Linked DNA regions of Homo sapiens: region 1 is linked to region 2. A link is an interaction called in ENCODE POLR2A ChIA-PET data of the cell type or tissue named here. Cell type or tissue: Caco-2. All regions are shown on one strand. Each heading gives the region's core, and the rest is flanking DNA. Links, peaks and the distances in the headings are about the cores only.

Region 1 (15,368 bases), core at 6,152-10,151, 110 kb after region 2:
AACGAACAAGCTTGCCTAGATTTCTTGAAGGAGAGATAACGAAAGAACTACTGTTTAGCAAGGGCTACATGCTTAGAGAGTATTTCATAAATCATGAGGATGGTTAAGGGTAGGTGTGGTTTCAAAAATAAAATGAATTTTTCACTCTGAGTTTAGAATTATATGTTATTTGGCTAAGAGCTTCCTTCTGCCTTCCTTTCTGAGTGATAACTGATTTTACAGACATTTAGTATGCACTGTCGATCTGTGGAGCATATTGTTAGACATCATTAAAAGGAAGTTGGAACAGGGTCCCTGTTTTCCAGGAGACTGTGGTCTAACAGGACAAATAAGATGTATGCAGAGAGGTAATATAATACCAAGGTGATTAACATAGAAGAGTTTCAAAATGAGGCAAGAATGTTACAACAAACTAAGCTGCCTGAACCTCATTTTTCACCCCTATAAAATAGATTTGTACTGTTTTTCTTCCATCTCTAAAGTATTAATAGTTCAGAAATGTGTGTTTCAGTTATTAGTTGGAGGGTTAGTTTTTATAAGATGTTATCAGATTCCATGTGATGATTTAAAAGATTAATTATTGTATAGTTTTGGCACATTTTACCTACTGTGTGCACACAGTTATGAACACTTGTTTTATTGTTAATGAAAAGAGTACAGAAAGGGAAACACAAAAGGTTATTTTTAGCTCTGGTTAAACTAGAGTAGTATAGGACCTTCATTTACTGGTTTTCATACTAATGGTGAAAATAGCACAGCTGATCTCTGTTCACTGTGAAAGAAAAGGAGAATGAGTGTAAGATTGCAGAAGGAGTATGGCGACGGGAGAGGAAATGCCTTCATTTGTTTTAGCAAAGATTTCTAACATCTCCTTGGTTGGCAACATCCATGGTTCTCCTCTGCTTCCCACCTCCCGATTATGAAGGTGTTTACGGGGAAGCTGTTCATGGCCTATCTCTCTTCTGGGCAGTCTCTCAAAGGGTACTTCAGAGGGCAGAGTCCCCACCAACCACCCCTACTCAGAGCCCACTCCAACCCCTGTTGGAGACAACCAAAAAGACTTCATGGACCACCGATCACATTTCACCACTCCATTGCCCATTTGTTAACCAGGGGCATAGTTGGCTTGGAACTGGTTAGCACATGATTGTGTTGAAGGGTCAGGCAGCTACAAGGAGTAAAAATGAACTGAAACATTCTCATTCTCTCTCGATTGTCTGTTATAAACTGAAGACTTAAAATTCCATCTGTAGTGGTTTCCTTTTTTCTGTATTCAGCAGATGTGGTTAACGTAAAACTGGTTCTAACTGTGAACTCGTTGGCTAGGAAGAACTTACAGGCCAAATACTATAATTTCAGGACATCATAATATTTCTCTCACAAGGTTGCTTCATAAGGATTAAAGTAGAGCACATGTGAAAATGTGTCACCCTGTATGCATGCTTATTCTCAAAGGTCAGTACTGTGCAGACTCACAGTCAGCTTCATGTGTATGTGTCAAGATGAGATCTCAGTTTTCAGCTGTAGCCCCGCATTTAGAGCCCACTTCAGTTATATAAATTAAAAATGGATCTCACCACTTAAATATTCCTCTGTCACTTGAAACTCAACACACACACACACACACACACACACACACACACACACACACTTTAAAACTCAACAACTCTTTTTTCTCCCTAGTTGTATGCATCTGTTTTTCCTCCTTTTTTTCTCTTTTTCCTTTTTTTTTTTTTCTTTTTTTTTTTTTGGAGAGATGGAGTCTCACTATATTGCCCAGGCTGGTCTCCCAACTCCTGGCCTCAAGTGATCCTCCCACTTCAGCTTCCCAGAGGGCTGGAATTATAGGCATGAGCCACTGCGCCTGGCTTGTTTCATGTTTTTATTAACCTACTACCATCCTCTCATTTACCCAGCTTCATTCCTACATGTCTCTTGCTCCTCATACTAAGTCATTCCCAAATGCTCTCCATCCTATTTGTTAAAATGTTTCTGGTGTCTGCCTTGATTCAGACGTTCTTCCTAGAATATTATATTAGTTTCCTATCGAGGCTGTCTCCTTTTTAAGGCCTGCCACAGTCACATTTAACCTCTTTGGCCAACCCTGTTTTCCTCTGTTCCCTTTCTGGTACCCATGCTCCAAGTAAGCTCCAAGTACTTAACACATGCCCCACACTTCTTTGTCATTATGCCATCGTTCTTATTGTACCCTTTGCTTTTGAATCTTATTCTCCCTAATGGATCTCACATTTTCAGATCCTACTTATTCTTCAAGAATAATTCGAATTTTACCTCTTCAGAAGGGGCTAATTTGACCTTCTCCGATGGAAGCAATCTCTTCTTCCTCTGAACTCCTATAGTGCTTATGTTCCTTTATTGAAATGTAGATTTCTTTGTAGTGCATTTAAAGTTATTTTATGCACATCTTATTACTTAGATTGTAATCTTGACTCAGAAGCAGTGAGTTATCACCAGATCCCCATAGTGCTGATGTGGTGCCTAAAATAGTCTCTTATGCTTTGGAAGTGCTCAGTAAAACATTTGTCTAACACACTGGTTGTTTGTAAAGAGTCTTCCTGTGCAACTCAAATCTCTAATATTAAACTACAGTATGGAAACAGGCCTCCTATATGGTATGGTGAGCTTTGGACCTGCTGTGAGGGCAATCTTGGGTTTCTTCCTTGGATATAAGGATTTCCAAGTAAAATAAAAAGAATTTCACTTTCATTTCCAAATAGCTTTTTTTTTTTTGAGACGGAGTTTCGTTCTTGTTCCCCAGGCCGGAGTGCAATGGTGTGATCTCAGCTCACTGCAACCTCCGGGTTCAAGTGATTCTCCTGCCTCAGCCTCCCGAGTAGCTGGGATTACAGGCATGCGCCACTACACCTGGCTAATTTTTTGCATTTTTAGTAGAGATGGGGTTTCTTCATGTTGGTCTGGCTGGTCTTGAACTCCCGACCTCAGGTGATCCGCCCACCTTGGCCTCCCAAAGTGCTGGGATTACAGGTGTGAGCCACCGTGCCTGGCCCCAAATAGCTCATTTTCTTTAAGAGGTGGCACACCTGTATTTTTCTTTCTCTTTTTTAATATTAGAGTCAGAAAATAATAATATAAGGCAAAACCAATCTCACAATTCTTGGGGGATTAATTAAATGTCCTACTCTGTGGTACACAGTCTAAATGTTGCTTCTTGCTTATCTCCAAGGTGTCCTGTTTTTATGAGTAATAATAATGAAAATGTTGTCACAGGGTTATTTTGAGTATTAAATGAGCTGATTCAGTTAAAGCACTTATTTAGCACAGTACCCCACACATAGGAAAAGCTCGATAAAACTAAGCAGATACAATTGCTATTATGAATTTACAGTTTGAGATTTCAGATTGGTGATAAAGAGGCAAGAGCTGTAGCTGGTTTTTTATATTTTGAACTGTGCTGAGTAGTTCTTAGGAATTAGATTAGTCCTGAAATGTTATGTCAGCTGAGAATTTTGGTTTCTAGGTGACAGTACTGCAGTAGGCACAGGACTGGCTCTCCCTTTAGAACAAAAGGCTTTCAGTGGGAATTCGTAGTGGCTTCTTTGGTGGTAGTGGTGTGAGGGGGTGGCAATTATCAGATTCTTTCTCTCAACTCCCAGATTAAAATGACAGTGTAAAGGAGAAAATGGAGAGCCTCTGCAAAAAGGATAAGGAACTACAGAACTACAGGGGAACAGATGGCTTAAAGAGATGGGAGAAGAGAAGCAATTCATGTTTTGTTTTTATTAAGCACACACCTATTAGTGGAAATGATAAACTCCACAGTAGGAAGGGAAAGCTGTATTAGAGATACAAGTGGCTGAGACATGAATTCCCAAGGTATCCTAACCTCTGCTTCACATAAACAGTGGCATAAACAGTGAGCATGCAAAGTGGAATATAGAAATAGAATTTTGGAGAAATTTATTTTAGAGGAGTTTGAATGGGACCTGATTAAAGGACTTATGAAGAGTGGACATTTCTACCTTTTGTAAAAGGAAACATGCTTAATTTGGGGTGAGTGCTGGAGGACCCATTGTATTAGGGTTCTCCAGAGAAATAGAACCAATAGGGTATATATGATGTGTATGTAAGAAGAGATTTATATAGGAATTGGCTCGGGCAGAGATGGAGGCTGTGAAGCACCACCATCTGCAAGCTAAAGAACCAGGAAAGCCAGTGGTGAAACTGAGTCCAAGTCCAAAGGCCTGAGAGCCAGGAGAGCCGATGGTGTAACTCCTGATCTGAGTCTGAAGGTCCAGGAATCAAGAGTGGGAATGTCTAAGGACCGAAGTTGAATGTTTCACCTCAAGGAGAGAGAGAGAGAGAGAGAATTTGCCCTTCCTCCGCCTTTTTGTTCTGTTCAGGCCCTTGGTGGATTAGATGATGCCCTCCCACACTGGGGAGGATCATCTGCTGAACTCAGTTCCCACTTCAGTGCTGATCCCCTCCAGAAACACTCTCACACACAGAAATAGGCAGCAAACAGAAATAATGTATAACCACGTAGCTGGGCATCCTTTAGCTCAGTCAAATTGATACATAAAATTAACCATCACATCCATCAAGCTACAGTAAGCAGAACTAAGTGATGGCTGGGCTTCCTTCTAGGGTCACAAAAAAGTCAGCCTGATAGGACTTCTAAGTGAAATGAAGGAATGCAGTGATGTTTACCCAAAGTGAAACAACAAAACTATGAGATAAGTAATGGGATTATCTCTGTTTTATACCAGACTGGAAGCTTAGAACTGAATTCCTCACCACCCTTGCTCTCCCCAACATATGCATGTACACCTTCTCTCTCTCTCTCTCTCTCTCTCTCCTTCCCCCCCTCCCCCACCCCTCCCCCTCCCCTCCCCTCCCCTCTGCTCTCCCCCTCCCCACCCCTCCCCCTCCCCTTCTTCCCCCCTCCCCTTCCCCCTCCCCCTTCTTCCCCCCTCCCCTTCCCCCTCCCCCTTCTTCCCCCTCCCCTTCCCCCTCCCCCTTCTTCCCCCTCCCCTTCCCCCTCCCCCTTCTTCCCCCCTCCCCTTCCCCCTCACCCCTTCCCCCTCCCCCCTCCTTTCCACCTCCCCCCCACCCCTCCCTTCCCCCTCCCCCCTCCTTCCCCCTCCCCTCTCCCTTATTCCATCTCGTTTCAGCTGATGGTGTTTCATTCTCCCAGTTGCTTGGTCGTAGTCATCTTTGGCTTCTTTTTCACTCATGCTCTGTGTTCACTCTGTCAGGAAATCCTGTAGATACATCTTCCAAATATTAATGTATCTAAGACCAGATAACTTCTCACAGCTACCATGAGTTTCACCCCAGTACCAGCCACCATCTTAACTGTCTTTTCACTGGGATACTAAAGTCAGATTTTTAAAGGTGTAGTTCGTGAACAGTGAAATTTACTCTTCTTTTTTTTTTTTTTTGAGATGGAGTTTTGCTCTTGTCACCCAGCCTGGAGTGCAATGGTGCGATCTCAGCTCACTGCGACCTCTATCTCGCGCATTCAAGTGATTCTCCTGTCTCAGCCTCCCAAGAAGCTGAGATTACAGATGCCTGCCACCACAGCTGGCTCATTTTTATATTTTTAGTAGAAACAGGGTTTTACCATGGTGGCCAGGCTGGCTCAAACTCCCGTCCACAGGTGATCCGCCCACCTCGGCCTCCCAAAGTACTGGGATTGCAGGTGTGAGCCACCACACCCAGCCTCAGTTCTTTATTTGATATGTATTTTGCAGAATTTTCTCCTGGTCTATGTCTTGTGTTTTCATTTTCTTGACCAGTGTCTTTCAAAGAGCAGTTTTGTTTTGTTTTTTTTCTTTTTTGAGGCAGAGTCTCCCTCTGTCACCCAGGCTGGAGTACAGTGGTGCAATCTCAGCTCACTGCAACCCCTGCCCCCTAGGTCCAAGCGATTCCCCTGCCTCAGTCTCCAGAGTAGCTGGGACTGCAGGTATATACCATCATGCCGGGCTAATTTTTGTATTTTTAGTAGAGACGGGGTTTCACCACGTCTGCCAGGCTGGTCTCAAACTCCTGACCTCAAGTGATCCGCCTGCCGTGGCCTCCCAAAGTGCTGGGATTACAGGCGTGAGCTACCGTACCCAGCCAAAGAGCAGCTTTTATTTTGATAAGGTCTGACCTATCAAATTTTCTTTTATGATCTGTTCTGTGTTTTAAGAAATTTTTAACCTAACCCAATGTCACAAAGATTTTTCTGTTTTCTTCTAGAAGCTTTATGGATTTCAGTTTCACATTTAAGCTTATGATCTGTTTTTGCATACAGTGTGAGGCTTTTTGTTTGTTTTGCATATTTACATCCAGTTGTTCAAACACTGTTTGTTGAAAAGACTATTCCTAGTCTGGGCCCAATAACTCATGCCTCTAATCCCAGAACTTTGGAAGGCTTGAGGCAGGAGGATCACTTGAGCCCAGGAGCTCATGACCAGCCTGGGCAACATAGAGAGACCCCCATCTCTACAAGAAATAAAAATAAAAAACTTAGCCGGAAGTGGTAGCACACACCTGTAGTCCCAGCAACTCGGGAGGCTGAGGCAGAGGATCTCTTGAGCCCAGGAGTTCGAAGCTGTAGTGAGCTGTGATCACGCCACTGCACCCCAGCCTAGGCAACAGAGCAAGACTCCATCTCTAACACAAACAAAAAAGACTTTCTTTCCTCTTGGAACTTTTGTTAGAAATTCATTGGTTATAAATTTGTGAATTTCTGGAATCTATGTTCCATTGAACAGTACGTGTATTCCTCACCAATTCACACTATAAATACTGTAGTTTTATAGTAAGTGTTTAAATCAGTTAATGTGAATCCTCCAACTTTTTTTCCCCAAGATTGTTTTAGCTATTCTACTTCCTTTGCTTTCATACAAATTTTGGAACTAGCCGATGGATTTCTGCAGAAAGGAATTTTGTAGTTTTCAGTCTCATTGATTTCTGCTCTGTATTACTTCCTTCCTTCTATTTGATTTGAGTTTAATTTGCTCTTTTTTTTCTAGTTTTTTTTAAGGCAAAAACTTTGATTTTTGAACCTTTTTTTATTTTCCAGTATAATCACTTAATGCTGTAGATTTGCCTGTATAAACATTGCTTTAGCTGCCTTCCACATATTTTGATATGTTTTGTTTTCATCCTCATTCAGTTCAAGATATTTTCTAATTTTCCATGTGATCTCTTATTTGACCCATGGGTTATTTAGGAGTGTGTTTAATTTCCACATATTTGGGGATTTTCACAGATTTTCCTTTGGGTGATTTCTAATTTAAATTGTAGTTGGAGAGCATATTTCGTATAATATCAGTTCTTTTAAATTATTTGAGACTTAGGCCAGACGTGGTGGCTCATGCCTGTAATCCCAACACTTTGGGAGGCTGAGGCAGGCAGATCACCTGAGGTCAGGAGTTGGAGACCAGCCTGGCCAACATGGCAAAACCCCATCTCTACTAAAAATACAAAAATTAGCTAGGTGTGGTGGTGTGCACCTGTAGTCCCAGCTCCTCGGGAGGCTGAGGCAGGAGAATCACTTGAACCTGGGAGGCGGAGGATGCAGTGAGCCAAGATGGCACCACTGCACTCCAGCCTGGGCAACAGAGTGAGACTTGTCTCAAAAAAAAAAAAATTATTTGAGACTTGTTTTTATGGGCCAGTCTGGAAAATGGTCCATGTGTGGTGTTTACCATTAGCTCTTGGAGGGTGCGTTTTGATTCATGATACAACTTAATGATCCCAGCTGAGGCTGGGGGGCACAAGCCAGGTTGAGCTAGGGAGTGTTGTAAAATGGTTTAAAGCATGACCTCTGGATCTAGAACCAGGCTGCCTGGATGGGAATGCTAGTTCTTCTTCCTTGAAGCTGTGCAGCTGTTTGACCTTGGACAAACTAGTTCATCTCTCTGCTTCAGTATCCTCATCTCTAAAGCTGATAGTGGAAGTATGTTCCTCAGGGAGAAGTTGAAAAGATGAAATGAGGAAAATGTAAACAGCTTGTATGAAGTCTAGCAACTCAGTAAGAGCCCCCAAAGTATTATTATTATTATTGTTATTATTATTATATTATTATATTATTATTATTATTATTATTATTATTGTTCCTGTTATTATAGCAGCAGTTATATTTCTTGGTCTCATAGGCCTTTCAAATAAGTTTTGTCTGGCTTCTTGGATAGTTTTTAAAGAACTACTTCCCTGTTAAGGGTATTTCTCATGTTTATTATATAAAGAAGTTCAGATAACTTTTGTTTGGCTGTTTGTGGCCCCCCTATATAGAGGAAAACATAGTTTGGAAAAATCTTTAAAACCCACACTTTCAAAATACTGTGATTTAAACTCTAACCAAGAATTTGACTCCTGCTAAGTCAAGTTTCCTCTGAAAACATTCTCGGGGTTGGTAGAAATCACCAACTGGAGAACAGAGTCCAGCACCCTTTACAGCTACCAAATAAAAATAACCTCTTCCAGTATATGACTTTTAAATTTTGACACTCATTTTATGAATGTCTCAATTTTGTCAGGATTAATTAGAAAATTCATAAATAAAATCACCCAGGGCATCTCATTGTTATTTTAGTTTCAAACAGTAGATTGTATTGGTGTTTTCTCCCCTCCTGGAGTCCTGGACAGCAGGACTCCAGGTATAAACTTAGGTGAAAACTCCAAGACATTATTTAATGTGAATCTTTTTAGAGAAGCTAAAGATCAAAGACCTTAGTCATTGATCCTTTGTATATACTTCTGAAAAACGAGGGTATTAAATATTCTTCTTATTGCTAAGGCCAGAGACAGCTGAGTGTCTGCTTTATGGAGCGATTTTGCAGAGACTCTTATCACTTACTAGGCTGTGTAACACTGAACAGGTTTCCCCTGGCACTGTTTGGTGGTGCTGTTTGGGCTTGCTGTTAGGTAAGCTTTAGGCCAGGTGGAGGTGATCCGTGTCAAGGGTTCTGCCTTAAGTTGTGACCTCTAACTGTCTCTGCCACATACATGAGTGCCTAAATTGGGATTTCGATGCCCAGTCAGGTATCCAGCACTGTTAGAGGGCAAGGCAGGTAGGTCTAGGTTTGAGTTTGTCATAACCCATGGAAATTTTGACTCTTGCCCTGCTTTCTTTTTTTTTTTTTTTTTTTGGAGACAGTTTCAATCTTGTTGCCCAGGCTGGAGTGCAATGGTGCAATCTCAGCTCACCGCCACCTCTGCCTCCCAGGTTCAAGCGATTCTCCTTCCTCAGCCTCCTGAGTAGCGGGGATTACAGACATGTGCCACCATGCCCGGCTAATTTTGTATTTTTAGTAGAGACAGGGTTTCTCCATGTTGGTCAGGCTGGTCTCGAACTCCCAACCTCAGGTAATCCTCCTGTCTCAGCCTCCCAAAGTGCTGGGATTACAGGCGTGAGCCACTGCGCCCGTCCTAACTCTTGCCCTGCTTTCATTCTCTTGACCAGTGAGTGTGTCACCAGAGATAGACACCCTGGACAAAGAGAGGTCCCATTAGTTCTTCTTTCAAAATATAGTTTGTGACTATAGCACCTCCTCTTTCCACTTCGTACTAACCTAGACTTGATCACCTCATGCTTAGATTATCATAAGAATCTTACTTGGTCTCCTTGATTCTAGTCTCTTCTGCCCAATTTATCTACACTGAATATTTCTGCCTGACTGATTTTCCAAAAATATTATAGACTCTTATGATTTTTACTCTACTAGTTGAATAAAAGCAATGTTTTCAGGTGACGTTAAAACTCCAGCAGCTAAAATCCTGCTAACAAACCTTGACTTCAAGTACACCATAATTTAACCCCTCTGTAAACAGAAGCTGATCTTGCAGTGAGTCTCTCTGGAATTCCATTCTTCCGTAAGACAAGCGATATTTGCTCCTGTTGATATTCCTGTGTACATGTGCCCTGTTACTAGAGAGTTAAGATCATGACCTTTATTCTTTTGGGATTTGTTTTCTCACCTCCACTCTCTTTTCTCTCTACCAAGCCAAACTCCTTTCAGGTGCTCAATAAACAGATGCTCTTTAGTGTTTCCTAACTCACAGAAAAATTTTTCTCTGAATACATCAGGTCTGTTTGATAACAAATTCAGTTAACTGAATTGGGGCTGCTTTTGCCATAATTTCCTTTTTAGTGTGTCAGGCTTGTTTTTTCAAACTAAATAATTGGCTGGATTATATAGTTTTTCAATTATTAATTTAGTAAAACTTTATTATTTTGGATTTAATGAATTAAAATTTGTGAACATTGTTCTGGATCAAACTGACATTATGTAAGTTTGGATCTGTCCTTTTTTTTTAAATGAGTTTAAGGTGTTAGTAATTAAGATTCCATTTGTGTTATAAATATAATGACTATCCAGTAGACTTAAGGTAGTGTCATATAAGGAAGGGCACACTATGAGAAAGGGACTGGGGGTGGGGGGCATGTTTACCCTTTAACATTTGTTCCATTCCATCTGCAGTTAAGCTTTCTAGAAATATGTTGTTACAGTAGCTACTTAAGTGTTTTTAAATTGTCTTTTCAAATGAATAGGGCATGGAAGTTTGTTACTCTTTTCTGTGTGAAAAACAGTGTCAAAAGTTTAAGAAGGCCAGGCAGCTTCACGCTTGTAATCCCAGCAAGTTGGGAGGCCAATGCTGAAGGATCACTTGAGTCTAGGAGTTCAAGACCAGCTTGGGTAATATGGCAAAACCCCATCTCTACAAAAATTGCAAACAAAAAAAATTAGCCTGATGTGGTGGCATGCGCCTGTCTCCCCAGCTACTTAGGAGGCTGACATGAGAGGATCACCTGAGCCCAAGGAGGTCAAGGCTGCAGTGAGCCGTGATCATGCCACTACACTCCGGCCTGGGTGACAGAGTGAGACCTTGTCTCAGAAAAAATAAAAGTTTAAGAAAACCATTGTATTTAAATTGGGCTCTTTGAAAATTAAATTCTGCTATAGAACTTACTCTGTAGTATTACTTGTTAAATTCTATATCCGACTGAAGAACACAAGCTTTTAGTATTTAGTATAAGTGAAAAATATAGCCAAATCAGACATCACTAACACTTTTTTGTCTTTTTTGCTAACGTTTCCACCAGAATCCTGTGTTCCATTAAAAAAAAATTTTAGTGTTATTTTAAAAACTCAAATAATACAGAAATGTGAAATAGTCCCATTTTTAATAAAAGTGGTTTTATGTGATACGTAGGTCTTCAGCTTGCTTCTTCCTAACAATTCTTCGTGCCATTCTTTTAAATTTCTTTGTGGGCTGGGTGCAGTGGCTCACGCCTATAATCCTAGCACTTTGGGAGGCTGAGGCGGGCAAATCACAAGGTCAGGAGATCGAGACCATCCTGGCTAACACCGTGAAACCCCATCTCTACTAAAAATAGAAAAAATTAGCTGGGCTTGGTGGCGGGCGCCTGTAGTCCCAGCTACTTGGGAGGCTGAGGCAGGAGAATGGTGTGAACCCGGGAGGCGGAGCTTGCAGTGAGCTGAGATTGCGCCACTGCACTCCAGCCTGGGCGACAGAGTGAGACTCCGTCTCAAAAAAAAAAAAATGTCTTTGTGATAGAGTGAATTATATAAAACACAATGACTATAGTAAAACAAATAGGTTAATTCACCCCACTATGTTTCTGTTTTTTCATCTGTACAAAATGGGGATCATAATGGGAAGCTCTTAGGACAGTGCTGGGCACATGACTCAGTAAAAGATTGCTGTTACAACTTGGAAAAGGGAATCATCAGCCTATATAGATGATAACCAAAGGCATGAGAGTAGACAGTATCACCCAGAGATGAGATGTGGAGTAAGAAGTAAAGAGAACTGATGACAGAGCCCTGATGGGCAGAGGAGAAGGAGAAAATACGGAGCCAGAGAGCAGGGAAGAAATCCAGTAGGATGTCGTGGGAGCTGGGATAAAATTGTTTCAAGAAAAGGAAGTGGCTACTGTTGTCAGATCCTGCAAGGGGAGCGGGGATATCAAGTAAGATATTGACTGAAGTGTTACTAGATTAAGTAACAACAAGATTGTTGATGATCTTGGGGAGAGCAAATTCCATGGAGTGCTGGGGATAGAAGGCACAGTGTGACAAGGAGATACCAGTGAAGACGGCAAATACAGCCAGATCCCTAGCTTTGGTAGCCCTATGTGAACTGGCCTTTCTTCCTTTTGTTCTCTGTCCTCCCCGCCACCGCCGCCGCCCCCCCACCCCCCACCCCCACACACACACTCTCCGTCTCTCACAGACACCTTTGTGGGAATATGCTCTAGCTCTTGCTTTTTGTCTCTTGCACGCATGATCACTCACTCTTGCTCTCTCCTCTCTAGCCCAACTGAACTGCTTGACTACTTTGTGAACTCCCAGCAGGTCGCACTGTCACATAGGCCTCCATGCTGAGTTCCTACACCTGTCTGTTTAATTTGGCAACCTGTTTACTTCTTTTTGTCTCCCTGTTAGGCAATTCTTGGTGGGTGGTAGGGGCTGAGTCTTTATCATGGAGTGCTAGTACCTAGCAGAGTCCTCATGCATGTGGTGATACATAAGATAGGACAGAACAGTGACCAGAGGTATTTATTCTAGTTGGAGCTTGTAACAGACATTAGATACTGCAAGATGATGGAGAGATTTGGTTTGATTTTTAGATGTGTTGAATTTGAGGTGACCGTGGTATATGCAGGTAGAAGTGTGCCCCCAGGGTCATTGGAGATTTGCTACTGAAATTCAGTCTGTCTAATCCCTCCTTGCTCTGGGGCTCAAGAGACTTTCCTTCTTCAATTTTTTCATCATCCCAGACAGAAACCCTAGTTTGTCCTGATAGAAGTAAGGGATGAACTGTGATTTAAACTCTTAGGCTCCTGTTTGCTTGTCCACAGAATTTGTCACTAGGAGAGGTTAGCCCCCAGGAAATAACTAAATGTCAATCTGTAGCATTCATTTTTAAAAGTCACTGGAAATTTTCTTCTTGAAGTTAGATTTTGGAATTGTAGGGATGCTTTTAAGACTTCGTTTCTAGAATCATTTCTAAAACTATTATCAGCATTAAATGGCAGGGAATAATCTTTTAATGAAACAGATACAGTAAAAACCAGTTCTTTTAGAGGTTAAGAGCAGTTTTTAAAATTTTCCTTAAGTTTTATAAAAGTTGTTATTGTAAAATATACATAACATACAATTTGAAATTTACCATTGAACTTTTTCTAAGTGTACAGTTCAGTAACATTAAGTACGTTCACTTATGTTTTGTGCAACAGTCACCACTATTCATTTCCAGACCTTTTTCATCATCCCAAACAGAAACTCTGTATGCATCAAACAAAAACTCCCCATTCCCTTTCTCTCCAGTCCTGGTATCCGCTATTCTGCTTTCTTTTTCTATGAATTTGCCTAATCTAGGTCTGTCATATAAGTTGAGTCATAACAATATTTGTCTCTTTTTTCTGGTTTATTTCACATAGCATCATGTTTTTGAAGTTGATTTATGTTGTAGCATGTATCAGAATTTTCTTCTTTTTTAAGGATGAATAATATTTGATTGGATGGCTGTACCACAATTTATTTATCCATTCATTCACCGATAGACACTTGGGTTACTTCCACCCAACCCAACCCATTATTCACGGCCCAGCCATTGTGAAAATTGGTGTACAAGTATGTTTGAGTCCCTGCTTTCAGTTATTTGGGGCAAATACCTAGGCTTTAGTAAGTTTTATGAGCACATATCCTGAGAGGGTATTTAGATATCCAGTAGCATTTTTCTTATGAAATAGTAATTTCAACCAGCATGTTAACATAGATTTTTGCAAGTTTTTAAGGAGATTTATTTTGTACAAGTTCTAAAGCAGTCTTGGATCATGATACAAAGATACCTTCAAAAGCTGTATTATAATTTTTTTTTTCTGTAAATAAGTCCCTTGGCCAAATAAAAATGCAAAACTGCTTTATCCAGCTTGTACCTATTGGCTTTGTCCGAGGAAACCAGTTGCCTAATTTCTTTCCCTTGCCTTATGTTTGCTGCAGCCAGCCCAGGGCTGTTTCCGGCTGCAGTGTTGAACACAGGAACCACAGTGTGTTGCTGGTTGTGTGCGCAAGTCACAATCAAAAGCGCATGCTTTGGAAACTATGATGTGAGGACCTGTCTTAGAGGATAATTCATAGGAAAAAGTTGAAGCATATTGCCATCGAAGCCTTTAATGTGGGGTCTTCTTTCTGTTTCAATCCCTCTCCCCGCCCCCGGCAATAAATCCTTTCTTATCTATCCTAGGCAATAAGATGTATTTGAAAACAAAATTACTCCAGATCATCTTTACTGCCTTGAAGACTAATACCTTTCTTTCATATGAATTTGCTCAGTCAGCAGATTTTGTATCTCTGATGGAAGTAATCATTTTTTCATTGTATTAGTCTTGGTAAAATATAAAATATTAACATATAGTATATTTCATATATGTCTTTCCATGAAATATTTTGTGATAATGCAGGGATAATATTTTGATATTTTTGTGGAGGTGGGATCTCCATATGTTTTTCAGGTTGGTCTTGAACTACTAGGCTCAAGCAATCCTCCTGCCTCAGCCTCCCAGAGTGTTGGGATTACAGGCGTGAGCCACTGCGCCCAGCCTTAAGTAACTATTTTATTTACTACTTGTACCTTGCACGTAAATGGTTAAATTTAATGTATTAAATTTTTATTTCATAACATACCTATTCTGTTATTAAGCTTGCAATACATATTTGGTTTTTTCCTTTAAAATATGGGGAAATGTGGAAAACAATGATCTCCAACATTATAATGTTAGACTAATATTTTTAGATAGGCCGGACACAGTGGCTCACGCCTGTAATCCCAGCACTTTGGGAGGCCGAGGCGGGCAGATCACAAGGTCAGGAGATCGAGACCATCCTGGCTAACACGGTGAAACCCCGTCTCTACTAAAAAATAGAAAAAATTAGCCGGATGTGGTGGCAGGCGCCTGTAGTCCCAGCTACTCAGGAGGCTGAGGCAGGAGAATGGCGTGAACCTGGGAGGCGGAGCTTGCAGTGAGCCAAGGTTGTGCCATTGCACTCCAGCCTGGGCGACAGAGCGAGACTCTTGTCTCACAAAAAAAAAAAAAAAAAAAAAAAATTTAGAGAAAGATACAAATTAAGTCCTATTTCAACATATTTCCATAAAGGGAAAAATGAACATTTCTGTAAGCATGGAATACAAGTTTTTTTGCATATAATTTTTAAATTTGAAATTTTGGATAGCAAAAAAATTCTAACAACCTTTGGTGTTTTGTGATCTGTAAGAATTGCATGTGAGAAGGTGTTAGCAGTTTGCATAGCCAGAGCTTATGGGTAAAGGTAGAAGGCAGCAATTCCCGAAATGTGGCTCATGGA
Region 2 (15,368 bases), core at 4,197-8,196:
TGGGTTCTGTTATGTCTTATCTGCTTGGTCAGCCACAGCAAAGTACTGTAGATTGAGAAATTTCTTCCTTTTTTTTTTTTCTTTTTGAGACGGAGTCTTGCTCTGTCACTCAGGCTGGAGTGCAATGATGCGATCTGGGCTCACAGCAACCTCCACCTCTGAGGTTCAAGCAATTCTCCTGCCTCAGTCTCCCAAGTAGCTGGGATTACAGGTGTGTGCCACTATGACTGGCTAATTTTTTTTGTATTTTTGGTAGAGACGGGGTTTCACCATGTTGGCCAGGCTCATCTTGAACTCGTGACCTCAAACGATTTGCCCACCTCAGCCTCCCAAAGTGCTGGGATTACAGACATGAGCCACTGTGCCTGGCTAAGAAATTTATTTCTTATAGTTCTGGAGGCTGGGAAGTCCAAGATCAAGGTGTTGGCAAGGTAGATTTTATTCTGAGGCCTCTTCTCTGGCTTGTAGACAGCTACCTTCTTACTGTGTGCTCACGTGACCTCTTCTACCTCTCTTTTCTTTTCTTTTCTTTCTTTCTTTTTTTTTTATTTTTTATTTTTTTTGAGACAAAAATCTCGCTCTTGTCCCCCAGGCTGCAGTGCAATGGCACGATCTCTGCTCACTGCAACTTCTGCCTCCAGGGTTCAAGTGATTCTCCTGCCTCAGCCTCCCGAGTAGCTGGTATTACAGGTGCTCACCACCACGCCCAGCTAATTTTGTATTTTGAGTAGAGACAGGGTTTCACCGTGTTGGCCAGGCTGATCTCAAACTCCTGACCTCAAGTGATCCGTCCACTTCAGCTTCCCAAAGTGCTGGGTTTACAGGTGTGAGCCACCCTGCCTGGCCCTCTTTCTTCTTTCTTTTCTTTTCTTTCCTTCTTTTTGAGACAGAATCTCACTCTGTCACCCGGGTTGGAGTGCAGTGGCGCAATCTTGGCTCACTGCAACCTCTACCTCCTGGGTTCAGGTGATTCTCCCATCTGGGCCTCCCACGGGACTACAGACGCGCACCACCACACCTGGCTAATATTTTTTTTTCTGAGACGGAGTTTCACTATAATTTCCCAGCCTCAGGTATTCCTTTGGCAACATCTATGGCCTAAGAGAGGTAGGGTGAGGGTGGAATGGTGGAATGGGTGGTCTCTTCTCCAGGCCTCCTTTAAATGGACACCTTGCCCTCTAGTGTACCTCACCCTCTTTCCCCACCAGCATAAACATCTTTTTTTTAATTTAAGAGATGACGTATTGCTATGCTGTTTGGGCTGGTCTTTGAACTCCTGGCCTCAAGCAATCCTCCTACCTCAGCCTCCCAATGTGCTGGGATTACAGGTATGAGACACCAAGCCCAGCCCATCTACAATGCCCAGCTCACATAAACATCTTGATTCAACATACAGAAAACTTCAGGAGGGCATCAATTTTTGAAGAGTCAAGGTGGTCCTATCTAGAATCAACCATAAAGGGAAGGGAGGGAGGAAAAGATGCCTGACACATTTAAGCACTTGCCCTGTGCCACTGTGTTTAAATTATTTCATTCATTCATTCATTCATTCATTCATTCATTCATTCGGAGGAGGAGGAGGAGGAGGAGGAGGAGCCCCATGAGACAAAAAAAAAGGGCTCACCAAACCTATTTCCTCTTTCTGAGCACTGACTGGGTTACAGTTCCTAGCCCCCTTGCAGCTAGAAAGGGACATGTACTTTGCACTGTCAGTGGGCAGAAGGGATGTACCCGCCCACCAGGGCTGGTCATAAAACATCCAGTCTGATCTTTCATGCTCTGTCTGTCTCCTGTCCATAAGGATGAGGGCAAAAGAGTTTAAGATGGTGGAGCCTTATTATGCAAAGGAACCCAATCCCAGCGTCCACTGGAAGAAGACTGCCCAGGACTTCTACCTTCCCGGGAACATCTGCCCAGAGTCCACCAGCTGGAAGAAGACTGCCCAGGACTTCTACCTTCCTGGGAACATCTGCATCAGACTCTGTGGGGTAGGGAAATAAACCTTCATTGTGTTCAGCCAGCGAGATATTTGTCATTGTTACAGTAGTGAGCCAATCCTGATAAATACATGGTATTTGATAGACCCATTTCACAGAACGGGAAAACAGAGGCTCAGTAGATGGAGCTCACACTACTCATAAGTAGTACAACAGGGATTTGAACCAAGCTCTGTCTGACACTAGATATCCCTTTCATTGGTTCTTTTTCTGTTTTTGTTTTTGTTTTTAAGAGATGAGGTCTCGGCCGGGCATGTAATCCCAGCACTTTGGGAGGCCAAAGGGGATGGACCACTTGAGGTCAGGAGTTTGAGACCACCCTGGCCAATATGGCAAAACTCCTTCTCTACTAAAAATACAAAAATTAGCTGAGCATGGTGGATCATCCCTCCAGCTACTTGGGAAGCTGAGGCAGGAAAATCGCTTGAACCCGGAAGGCAGAGGTTGCAGTGATCACACCACTGCACTCCAGCCTGGGCGACAGAGCAAGACTCCATCTCAAAAAAACAAAACAAAAGAGATGGGGTCTTACTCTGTCCCCCGGCCTGAAATGCAGTGGTGCAACCATATCTCATTGTAACCTTGAACTCCTGGACTAGAAGCCATCCTCCCGCCTTGGTCTCCCAAAGTGCTAGGATTACAGGCATGGGCCATCACATCTGGCCTCATTTGCCCTTTTCTTTCTTTAAACAACTTTTTTTTTTTTGAGACAGTCTCACTCTGTTGCCCAGGCTGGAGTGCAGTGACGCAATCTCCCCTCACTACAACCTCCCCCTCCTGGGTTCCAGTGATACTCATGCCTCAGCCTCTCAAGTAGCTGGGACCACAGGCACAGAGCACCACGCCTGGGTAATTTTTGCATTTTTAGTAAGAGATGTCATCTACTCCACTAGAGCCACCGTGCCTGGCCTAAACAACTTTTTTTTTTTTTTTTTTTTTTTGAGACGGAGTCTTGCTCTGTCGCCCAGGCTGGAGTGAAGTGGCACGATCTCGGCTCACTGCAAGCTCCGCCTCCTGGGTTCACGCCATTCTCCTGCCTCAGCCTCCCTAGCAGCTGGGACTACAGGCGCCCGCCACCATGCCCGGCTAATTTTTTGTATTTTTAGTAGAGACGGGGTTTCACTGTGTAAGCCAGGACTAAACAACTTTTTAAAAACTGCATAAGAAGCTGGCACAGTGGCCGGGCGCGGTGGCTCACGCCTGTAATCCCAGCACTTTGGGAGGCCGAGGCGGGTGGATCCCGAGGTCAGGAGATCAAGACCATCCTGGCTAACACAGTGAAACCCCGTCTCTACTAAAAATACAAATAAATTAGCCGGGCGTGGTGTCGGGCGCCTGTAGTCCCAGCTACTCGGGAGGCTGAGGCAGGAAAATGGTGTGAACCCCGGGAGGCAAAGCTTGCAATGAGCCAAGATTGCACCACTGCACTCCAGCCTGGGTGACAGAGCAAGACTCTGTCCCAAAGAAAAAAAAAAGAAGAGAAAAGAAAAAGAAAAAGAAAAAAAGGAAGCTGGCACAGTGGCATGCACTTATAGTCCCAGCTACTCAGGAGGCTGAGGCAGGAAGATTGCTCAAGCCTAAGAGTTCAAAGTTGTAGGATGCTATGATCGCACCTGTGAATAGCAACTGCACTCCAGCCTGGGAAACATACCGAAACCCTATCTCTTAAAAAAAATACCATAAGCTGCATAAGGAATATGTACAGTGTTTCACGTGAATGCAGCCTAATTCATTTAGTCAGTTTCCTATTCCTGCAGGTTGTTTCTGTTTTTTTCCCCACTGTCATAAGCAATCATTCCATGAATATCCTTGTAGCTAAAGATTTATGCATAATCCTTCATTGTTTCTTTGGGATAAATTCTTAGCAATGGAATCTCTGGGTCAAAGTGCTTGCACATTTTTTTTCTTAGGCTTCAGAAATACATATAGCAAATAAATCCCACGTCCTTTCTATTGCCCTATGCTGGTTCCCAAGCGGTTGGCTGATGACTGGGAGGTGCCTTGAGGTTTCTTTGACGTCTCTGGCCTCAGCTGTAGGACAATGGGGAAGTGGACCCAGAGCTGCTGGCTGCATGTGGGTCTATGAAATCAAGGAAGGAAGAAGTCTGCTGGGGAAGCAAGCCCAGCTGACCAGAGGGTCTTTTTTTTTTTTCTTTTTTTCTTTTTTTAAGAGACAGAATCTCACTCTGTTGCCCAGGCTGGAGTGCAGTGGCATGATCATAGCTCACTGCAGCTTCCATCTCTTGGGCTCAAGTGATCCTCCAGCTTCAGCCTCCTAGTAGCTGGGACTACACCCCCACACCTGGCTAGTTTTTTTATTTTGTATTTTGCAGAGAAGGGTCTCACTGTATTGCCCAAGCTGGACGGGACTTAGCCATTTTTGTATAGAGAGCATGAAAAGGGCTTCTTTTTCCAGCTCCATTCATTCATTCAAAAACTTATTAAAGATTATGTATTATTTGAATAGCTAAGCTGTGAACATAGTAAACATTCAGAAGACAGAAGGTATAGAGTGAAAAGTTCCCTTTCCACCTCATGTAGACATGCAGGTTCCCACTGTAGAGATAGCTAATCTCCTATGGATAAGCAAGCCAAAATGTACATATACTTTTTTTTTTTGACTGGTTGTGGAACTGTGAGTTTTACCTTGCTGAGTATTTTTGTAATCCTATGTATATTCTGGAGCTTTTGTCTTTGAAAATGCCTACTTTTTTAAACACAAAGAATAGCATACTATACATACCATTCCATTCCACACCTAGCTTTTTTTCACTTAGCTGTACACTTTGGAGATTGTTCTATATCAGTGCACATCCATCTACTTTGTTCATTTTTTAAATCTTCCTCCTGCCTCAGCCTCCTGGGTAGCTGGGGACTATAGGCATGCACCACCATGCCTGGCTAATTTTTTCTATTTTTTGTAGAGATAAGGTCTCATTGTGTTGCCCAGGCTGGTTTCAAAATCCTGGCCTCAAGTGATCCTCCTGCCTCGGCCTTCCAAAGTACTGGGATTACAAGCGTGAGCTACTGTGCCAGCCCTGTTCATTTTTAATGGGTGTATAGTATTCCATTGTAAAGCCATGCTATGATATATTTAATAATTCTCCTTTCATGGACATTTAGGTTGTTTTCCGTCTCTTGGTATTATAAACAGGGTGACAAGGAACATCCCTCACCAGATATTTATTAGGGTCCCCCAAGGTGCCAGGTAGTGAGTATAAGGTAGAAAATGAGACAGATGAGGTTCCTGCCCTTAGAGAACTTAAAATCAAGTTGGGGAGAGGCCATCAACAGTAGGGCTGGGTGCAGTAGCTCACATCTGTAACCCCAGCACTTTGGGAGGCTCAAGTGGGGAGGACCACTTGAGCCTGGGAGTTCAATACCAGCCTGGGCAATACTGTAACACCTCATCTCTATGAAAAGTAAAAATAAATAAATAAATAAATGAGCTGGGTGGGGTGATGCACACCTGTAGTTCCAGCTACTCCAGAGGCTGAGGCAGGAGGATGGCTTGAGCCTGGGAGGTGGAGGCTGCAATGAGCTGTGATTGTGCCACTGAGCAATGAGCTATGATTGTGCCACTGAACCACATCCTGGGCAACAGAGTGAGACCCTGTCTCTAAAAAAACAAACAGTCACAAAAACAAGTGAAGAATGTAGGGGCGGCAAGTGTGTCGTGCCCTGGGAAGCACTCACAGGATACTGACCCACAGGGGCAGTGCCAAAGAGGGGTTGGGGGTGGGTTTAGCCTTCCTCCCTTTCATTTCCATGAGCAGGAGTAGGGAGGGGAAAGGCTGGATATTGACATGGACAATTTGTCAATCTCATGGAAAGGAAAATATTATCTTATTTCTGAATTCCCTAGAAGTGGAGTCTGAGACAGGCATACACAATTCACTAAGGAGTGAGGGAGAGGAAGCAGGATGGGGAGGATCAGGGTCCAAGCCTCAGGTAAAGTCTATTCTTGGCCTGACCCACACCATGGGGAGGGTGTGCACTGGAGTCTAAACTGCGCCATGGAATCCTCCCACCTTGAGGCAAGGAGGACAGCCTTTTTTTTTTTTTTAGATGGAGTCTCGCTGTGTCACCCAGACTGGAGTTCAGTGGCATGATCTTGGGTCACTGCAACCTCTGCCTCCTGGATTCAAGCGATTCTCCTGCCTTAGCCTCCGGAGTAGCTGGGATTATAGGCATGCACCACCATGCCCAGCTAATTTTTGTATTTTTAGTAGAGACGGGGTTTCACCATGTTGGCCAGGCTGGTCTTGAGCTCCTGACTTCAGGTGATCTGCCCGCCTCAGCTCCCAAAGTGTTAGGATTACAGGCGTGAGCCACTGAGCCTGGCTGAGGCCAGCCTTTTGTACCCGTTTGATGTCATTGCAGGCTGCTAGGCAGGGGAGTGGAATGGAGATGTCGTAACCTCCCAGGAGTGGCAGGGCCCCTTGCGTGAACACAGTTCTCTGGAGAAGGGAGCAGCCAACACTCCTAGCAGCTGGGGAATGGAAGCATCTGCTGAGAAAAAGGATCTGGGCAGGACACCCACAACGTCTTCTACAGTGACCAACAGGTAGCTCCAAGACAAACCCCCTCACTCTGCCCTTCCAACCTCATTACCCACCCCTAGTGCCTCTTAGTGGGAAGATCAGTGAAGGCTTCCCTACCAGTCTGGGCAACATAGCCAGACCCAGTCTCTACAAAAAAACTAAAAAATTCAGGCCGGGCGCAGTGGCTCACGCCTGTAATCCCAGCACTTTGGGAGGCTGAGGGGGGCGGATCACCTGAGGTCAGGAGTTCGAGACCAGCCTGACCAATATGGACAAACTCCATCTCTACTAAAAATACAACATTAGCCGGGTGTGATGGTGCATGCCTATAATCCCAGCTACTCGGGAGGCTGAGGCAGGAAAATTGCTTGAAGCTGGGAGGTGGAGGTTGCGGTGAGCTGAGATTGCACCATTGCACTCCAGCCTGGGCAACAAGCGCGAAACTCTGTCACAAAAAATAAATAAATAATTCACCAGCCTGGTGGTGCGTGCCTGTGATCCCAGCTACTCAGGAGGCTGAGACGCAGAGGTTGAGGCTGCAGTGAGCCGAGATCGCTCCACTGCACTCCAGCCTGGGCGACAGAGTGAGATGCTGTCTCAAAAAAAAAAAAAAAAGAGAGAGAGAGAGAGAGAGAAAGAAGGCCTCCCTGAACCCTGATTTTCCCTGGAGACCTGAAGGATGAAGAGGAGTTAAAGGCAGAAGGGAATAAGGAGCCGGAGAAGCATTCCAAGCAGAAGGCCGGCACTTGCAGAGGGAGGGAGGCAGGAAGGAGGATTGCTCATTTGAGGAACTGAGAGCCAGCCAGTGAAGAAGAAGTGGGGCTGGAGCTGGGGTGGAGATTGTGCTGGGTCTTCAACTTTATCCTCAGGGCACTGGGGAGCCACTGGTGGTTTAGAACACAGGAATGACATGACCTGACTTTCAAAGGACTCCTCTGGCTGCTGTGAGGAGGATGGACCCTGTGTGGGTTAAGGGCAGAGGCTGAGAGTCCAGTGAGGAGGTTAACGGTCTCATCCAGGCAAGCAGTAACCATGTTCACACAAAAACTTATATATGAAAGCTCATAGCAGCTTTATAGTAGTTCAAAAGTGGAAACAACCCAAATGTCCATCCACCGAGGGAACAGAATGTGGCCTATCTGTACAATAGAATCATTCTGACCATAACAAGCAATGCAGCTGGGCACAGTGGCTCATGCCTGTAATCCCAGCACTTTGGGAGGCCAATGTGGGTGGATCACTTGAGGCCAGGAGTTCAAGATCAGCCTGGCCAACCTGGTAAAATCTCATCTCTACTAAAAATACAAACATTAGCCGGGTGTGGTGGCACAGGCCTGTAATCCCAGCTACTCGGGAGGCTGAAGCATGAGAATTGCTTAAGCCTAGGAGGCGGAGGTTGCAGTGAGCTGAGATCGTGCCACTGCACTCCAGCCTGGGCAACAGAGCAAGAGTCTGTCTCAAAAAAAAAAAAAAAAAAAAAAAAAAAAAAGAGGAATGCAGTACTGACACACTGCAACATGGATGAACCTTGAAAACATTCTGCAGAGTGAAAGAAGCCAGACACAGAAGACTGTAAATCGTATGATTCCATTTATATGCAATGTCCAGAATAGGCATCTCCATAGAGATAGAAATTAGATTAGATGTTGACAAGGGCTTGAGGTTGGGGGTGGTGAGAGAATGGGGAATGACGGTGAATGGGTGTGGGGTTTCTTTGGGGAAGATAAAAATGGTTTGGAAGTAGATTATGAAAGTGGTTGGGCAAGTTGATAGCTACACTAAAAACCACTGAATTGCACACTTTAAAAGGGTGAATTTTATAGTTTGTGAACTATATCTCAATCAAAAAAGGAGGAGGAGAAGGAAGAAGAAAAGAAGAAGAGGCTGGGCACGGTGGCTCATGCCTGTAATCCTGGCACTTTGGGAGGCTGAGGCAGGCAGATCACTTGAGACCAAGAGTTCAAGACCAGCCTGGCCAACATAGTGAAACCCCATCTCTACTAAAAATATAAAAATGAGCCAGCTGTAGTGGTGCACACTTGTAATCCCAGCTACTTGGGAGGCTGAGGCAGAAGAATCACTTGAACCTGAGAAGCGGAGGTTGCAGTGAGCCGAGATCACACCACCGCACTCCAGCCTGAACAGAGCGAGACTTTGTCTCATAAATAAGTAAACAAATGAATAAATGTGAGTAACATCCTATATTAGTTTCCTACTGCTGCTGTAGAAATTACCACAAATATTGACTTTACACAAGCTTATTCTCATAGTTGCGGAGGTCATGAATCTGACATCGGTTTTATAGGGCTAGTTCCCTGTGAGGGCTCTGAGGGAAGAATGTGTCCTTGCCTTTTTCATCTTCTAGAGGACCACCTGCATTCCTTGGCTCACATTCCCTTCATCGATCACTACAACCTCTTGTTTCCATCGTCAAATCTGCTACCGCTCACTCTGGTGTGCCCACCTCTTCCAAGGACCTGTGTGATTATATTGGGCTAGATAATCCAGGATAATCTCCTCATCTCAAAAATATTAATTTGATGCATCTACAAAGTCTCCTTTCCTATAATCATAGGTTCTAGAGTTCTAGAGATTAGGACATGGACATCTTTTTTTTTTTTTTGAGACAGAGTTTTGCTCTTGTTGCGCAGGCTGGAGTGCAATGGCGCGATCTTGGCTCAACGCAACCTCCACCTCACGGGTTCAAGAAATTCTCCTGCCTCAGCTTCCTGAGTAGCTGGGATTACAGGCATGTGCCACCACGGCCAGCTGATTTTGTATTTTTAGTAGAGAGGGGGTTTCTCCATGTTGGTCAGGCTGGTCTTGAACTCCCAACCTCAGGTGATCCCGCCACCTTGGCTTCCCAAAGTGCTGGGATTACAGGTGTGAGCCTGCTCCCGGCAGGACCTGGACATCTTTTAGGGGTTATTATTCAGCCTACCACACACTTACCAGATTTAAAATTCTATGATGTACACTTACCTACAGTATCTCATTTAGATACTTATGAGGTGTTATCATTCCTATTTAATGAATGAGAACGCAGGTCTAGAAAGCTTCATTGCTTAGCCACAGTCATATAGTCAAAGAACTAGAAACTCAAACCGGAGTATATGGCCCTAGAGACCATGTAACAGCACTACACACCACTTCTCCTCCACCAGGCTGCCTGTAAATCACGGGCCTTTGGCCTCTCATTTTCTTGTACAACTCAAAAAAAAAAAAAAAGAAGAGGAAGAAGAAGAGGAAGAGGAGGAGGAGGAGGAGGAGTAGGCGGTGGCAGCGCCATGGCTCAAGCCTGTAATCCCAGCACTTTGGGAGGCCAAGGCAGGAGGATTGCTTGACCCCAGGGGTTTGAGACCAGCCTGGGCAACATGACGAGACTTTGTCTCTACTAAAAACAAAAACAAAAAAAACTTGGCTGGATGCAGTGGCACATGCCTGTAGTTCAACTAGTTGGGAGGCTGAGGCAAGAGGATTGCTTGAGCTCAGAAATTCAAGGCTGCAGTGAGCTATGATTGTACCACATCACTGCACTCCAGCCTGGGTGACAGAGCAAGACCCTGTCTCTCTGACAGAGGAGAGAGAGAGAAAGAGAGAGAGAGAAGGAATGAATTGACCTAAGAAGGAAAATGGCTGAATTCGGGATATATTTTGGATGTGGGTTACTTAGGGGACACAGTGGGGCAGGAATTGGTCCTATGTGAGTCCCTGCATCCCTCAAGTGTGCCACTGGAAGAAAAGCAGAAGGAGCAGCAAGTATGGAGCCCATGTCAGGGTGTCACCAGCTCCCCAGTGTGAGCCACTCACAGAACGCAAAGGCCATGCAGTGCTGGGATTCAGAAAGTATCAGATTTCAAGGCCTGTGTGTCCTTGGGTGAGTAGCTTGGCCTCTCTGGGCCTCTGGATGGACTGGGGGCAGCGAGTCTATAAAGCCCTGAGCTGCCTTTCCTGCATTCTCAGCACATTATTGGAACCTGAGTGCATCGTGACAGCCCGGTGTGCTGACAGCTGGCAGAGTCCACACGCCTCTTCTACGCGTGGCTTCAGTGTCCTCTCATAAACCTGACCCTGCCCGGTCAACCCCAGCTCTAAAAAGAACTGTCCAGCCCTAAGTTAGGACAGCATTTTCTCCTCTGTGACTTCACTTCCGTTGCACCCTTTTTTTTTTTTTTTTTTTGAGACAATCTTGCTCTGTTGCCTAGGCTGGAGTGCAGTGGCATGATCTCTGCTCACTGCAATCTCCACTTCCCAGGTTAAAGCAATTCTTATGCCTCAGCCTCCCGAGTAGTTTGGACTACAGCTGCATGCTGCCACCACGCCCGGCTAATTTTTTTTTTTTTTTTTTTTTTGAGGTGGAGTTTCGCTCTTGTTGCCCAGGCTGGAGTGCAATGGCACCACCTCGGCTCACCGAAAGCTCTGCCTCCTGGGTTCAAGCGATTCTCCTGCCTCAGCCTCCCAAGTAGCTGGGATTACAGGCATGTGCCACCATGCCCAGCTAATTTTGTATTTTTTTAGTAGAGATGGGGTTTCTCCATGTTGGTCAGGCTGGTCTCAAACTCCCGACCTCAGGTGATCCGCCCACCTCGGCCTCCCAAGGTGCTGGGATTACAGGCGTGAGCGACCGAGCCTGGCCTAATTTTTTGTGTTTTTAGTAGAGGAAGGTTTTCATCACGTTGCCCAGGCTGGCCTTGAACTCCTCAGTCCAGGCAATCTGCCCTCTTCGGCTTCCCAAAGTGCTGGGATTACAGGCGTGAGCCACCACGCCAGCCCCTTTATAGCATTGTTTTATTTTCATTTCTCCCCTGTGTTCTCTCCCAGCTTTAGCCATCCTTTAGGATGTTCCTCCATCTTCCACCCTCCACTTCCACCAAGGTGCCTCATTCCTGGTCGCCATGCCTCACATTCCTCTCCCTTCTCATGAGTCCTGAAGCACTTTACAGTTCGATTAGAAAACCAGAGTCAGGAGGTCTGGATTTGACATGTGGCTTGACCACAAGCTTTCTGTGTGACGTTGGGCAAGTCATGAGCCTGCTCTGAGGCTCAGTTTCTTTATTCCGATATTGAAAGACAAGAGGGTCAGATACTTGCCCTCACCAAGCTGGATCATTTCGATTAAATATCTAGGGTGGATGTGGTGGCTCACGCCTGTAATCCCAGCACTTTGGGAGGCTGAGGCAGGCGGATCACGAGGTCAGGAGATCGAGACCATCCTGGCTAACATGGTGAAACCCCATCTCTACTAAACATACAAAAAATTAGCCAGGTGTGGTGGCGGGCGCCTGTAGTCCCAGCTACTCGGGCGGCTGAGGCTGGAGAATGGCGTGAACCCGGGAGGCGGAGCTTGCAGTGAGCCGAGATCGCACCACTGCACTCCAGCCTGGGTGACAGAGTGAGACTCCGTCTCAAAAAAAAAAAAAAAAAAAAAATTAGCCGGGCATGGTGGCGTGTGCCTGTAATCCCAGCTACTCAGGAGGCTGCGGCACAAGAATTGCTTGAACCCGGGAGGCAGAGGTTGCAGTGAGTCGAGATCATGCCACTGCACTCCAGCCTGGGAGAGAGAGCAAGACTCCATCTCAAAATAAAAGGAAAGTAAAAAGAAAGAAAGAAATCTCTGGAAACACAAGGTGGGGGGTACCTAGAAAAAGGGATGGTCTAGAATTAATGTGGTCTCCTATGTCCCACAGTGGCAGCAGCTGTTTCTGGCAAAATCCTTAGCGCTGGTTGCAGCCATTCAGCTCCCCTTGGTTTCTGCCAATTTCCTGATCCTATTTCTCTTGCCAATTCTCTAAGCTTCCAGATATCCTTCTAACAAATTTCTTTCTGGCTAAGTTACCCAGAATTAGATTCCATTTTTGGCAACTGAAGCCCCTAATGAGTTCAGACCTTCAAGTGGTCCTGTGATAGAATGATAGAGCCACACGTCTTTCCTTAAATGTGTTATGCCTTTTGGTTGTGCATGTCTTGTGAATCTTCTGCTTTCAACCTTCTCTCCCCAGAAACAGGGGTATCTTGAGGGTCTAAACACAGTACAAAACTCAAAAACAGCTGTCTTATAGGCCCAGAACCCTTCCAAACATCATGGAGGATCTTTTAGTTCGGAGGGTCAAATTGTCAGCCTGATAGAGCTAGCATTGGATGTGCTTTGTCTGGAAATATATTAAAGTTTCAGATTCCCAGATTTTCTTGAAAAATCAGAAGATCTGGCCGTACCTACCCACAGTCCCACATAGCAACATTCAGCTGAAGTTGAGTGGAACCTACCCCCTTTAGATGGGATGTGACCACTTCACTCATTTAAATAATCTATTTGGGGACAGGTGCAGTGGATCACACCTGCAATCCTAGCTATTCAGGAGGCTGAGGCAGGAGGATCACTTGAACCCAGGAGTTCGAGGTTACAGTGAGCCGTGGTTGTACCACTGCACTCCAGCCTGGGCAACAGAGTGAGACCCTGGCTCAAATAAATAAATAAATAGTTTTTTTTTAATTAAATTATTTGAATCCAGGAGGCATTTGAGTTTGCACCTCTTGGCCGGGCATGGTGGCTCAAGCCTGTAATCCCAACACTTTGGGAGGCCGAGGTGGGTGGATCACTTGAGGTCAGGAGTTCAAGACCAACCTGGCCAACTTGGTGAAACCCTGTCTCTACTAAAAAATACAAAAATTAGCCAGGCATGGAGATGCGTACCTGCAATCTCACCTACTCAGGAGGCTGACGCAGGAAAATCACTTCAACCTGGGAGGCGGAGGCTGCAGTGAGCCAAGATCGCTCCATTGCACTCCAGCTTGGGCGACAGAACAAGACTCTGTGTCAAAAAAAAAAAAAGAGTTTGCACCTCTTGTTTAGATGAGTAGAATGTTGCGGGTCATGCCTTGTTTTCCTTGAGCCTGTCTTTGGAGGCCACAACTGGGCATGGGATGTGGCTAAGTGAGAGGAGCACAGGCCCTAGCGTCACTGGAGAGCTGTGTAACCCTGGGCAAGTCCCTTAACCTCTCTGAGCCTCAGTCTTTGCAACTCTGAAATGGAAATAATAGTTCACAGGAATGCTGCGAAAATTCAATCAGGTCCATAAAGTATGATACAGAAAAGTAGGTGTTCACTAAAAGTTTATGAAAGAGGGGATTCTGAGATCTTACATTTGGAAGGACCCAGTGGGATGCTTCGCTCATAGTGAGTGCTTGAGAAATGTTCATTCTCTTCCCCTGATTTTTTTTTTTTTTTTTTGAGACAGAGTCTCGCTATGTCACCCAGGCTGGAGTGCAGTGGCACCATCTCAGCTCACTGCAACCTCTGCCTCCCAGGTTCAAGCGATTCTCCTGTCTTAACCTCCAGAGTAGCTGGAACTACAGGCGCATGCCACCACATCCAGCTGATGTTTGTATTTTTAGTAGAGACAGATTTTCACCATGTTGGCCAGGCTGGTCTCGAACTCCTGACCTCAAGTGATCTGCCCACCTCGGTCTCCCAAAGTGCTGGGATTACAGGCATGAACCACTATGCCCAGCCTCTTCCCCTGTTTTTTGTATTGTTGGGCAGAGTTCTTGGGTTTTTATTTTGCTTTTGGCTGGGCCAGGGCGGAGCAATCACACCACAGTGCCCTTCAGAGGGGTCCTATGGGCTCTGGAAAGATGCCCCCGATAGCTGTGGAGATGGAATATGAGTGGGTAGGCACGACACTGTGTGGAATGTGTGCAGCCATCCCCCTGAGTTACGTGGGACCCACAGGCTTCCTGGGAAATAAATGACATCATGTCCGGTGTCTGAACCTGGGATTCGGAAAACTCCAAACCAGCCCAACAGGTTTGCCAGGTACAGACAGAAGTTGCAGGGGCGGGAGGGGATGGGGGTGCTCCAGGAGAAAACTGCAGAAGGAAGACACCCAGCCCGCCTGACTTGAGGGCTGAGTCTGGAGATTGGAGAGAAGGGGGGTTCCAGAAACAATCTGAGGCTGTGTTTGAACCCCCAGATTCAGCCCCTCCTCATCCTCCCATAGCCTTCACTGCTCTGAGACGAAGAGGGCTCACTTGGGGCCCAATCCACTCTTTCACAGAGCTCAACAGAAGGCACTGCAGGGGCTGGCTGGAGAGAGGGGTCAGGAGTAAGCGTCCGAGAAAGACAGGCCCTGGAGGGAAGTGGGCCGTGGTGCAGTGCCTGAGACCCACAGACAGCAGGCAGAGGGCCTTCTGCCTGCAAAGAGCAGCTCTAGCCACAGCTGAAGCAGCCCCTTCCAGACCTAGAAGGAGCCCTGCTGACAACCCACAGCCCCATCGGAACCCAGAGCATTCCTGGGATACTTGGTGAAGGGAACCTGTGTGGAAGACAGGACTTCCTTCCTACTGGCCTAGATGTGGGTGTTTGGAGCATCAGGACAGAGGGTGTGGCTGTAAACAGGGCCCCTTTACATATATATATATATATATATATATATATATATATATATATATATAATATATAAAATATAGATAATATAGATATTATATATAATATAGATAATATACATAATATTATAATATAGATATATTATAATATTTATAATATATGATATATCTATATCTAGATATATCTAGATATAGATATATCTAGATATAGATATATCTAGATATAGATATATCATATATTATATATATCTATAATATATAGATATATTATAGATATATATAATATATATATCTATAATATATAGATATATTATAGATATATATAATATATGATATATCTATAATATCTATAATATATGTATACTATAGCATATATGTATAATATATGTATAATATATAATATATAATATATAATATATAATATATCTGTAGTATACATATATAA

What was found. ChIA-PET counts read pairs that join two places held together with the same protein. Peaks named below come from ENCODE experiments on the same cell type or tissue, not always from the same donor. Only the 100,000 strongest peaks of a DNase experiment are listed, where the experiment ranks them.
Region 1: POLR2A ChIA-PET joins it to region 2 with 8 read pairs; 3 of 35 experiments call an interaction of 5 or more read pairs at or near these places.

What each region holds. Positions count from the first base shown.
Region 1 is chr12:120,820,050-120,835,417 of GRCh38, reverse strand. The region is part of intron 1 of SPPL3 (signal peptide peptidase like 3); the gene reads left to right. Among named protein-coding and RNA genes, the nearest start is that of SPPL3, 77 kb to the left of the region's middle. RefSeq lists an enhancer at 12,461-12,530. In Caco-2, for the core only: no CTCF peak of the experiment used is centred there; no DNase peak of the experiment used is centred there.
Region 2 is chr12:120,928,376-120,943,743 of GRCh38, reverse strand. No RefSeq gene overlaps it. Among named protein-coding and RNA genes, the nearest start is that of XLOC_009911, 31 kb to the right of the region's middle. RefSeq lists a silencer at 14,644-14,938 and an enhancer at 14,305-15,112. In Caco-2, for the core only: no CTCF peak of the experiment used is centred there; a DNase peak (open chromatin) is centred at 6,413.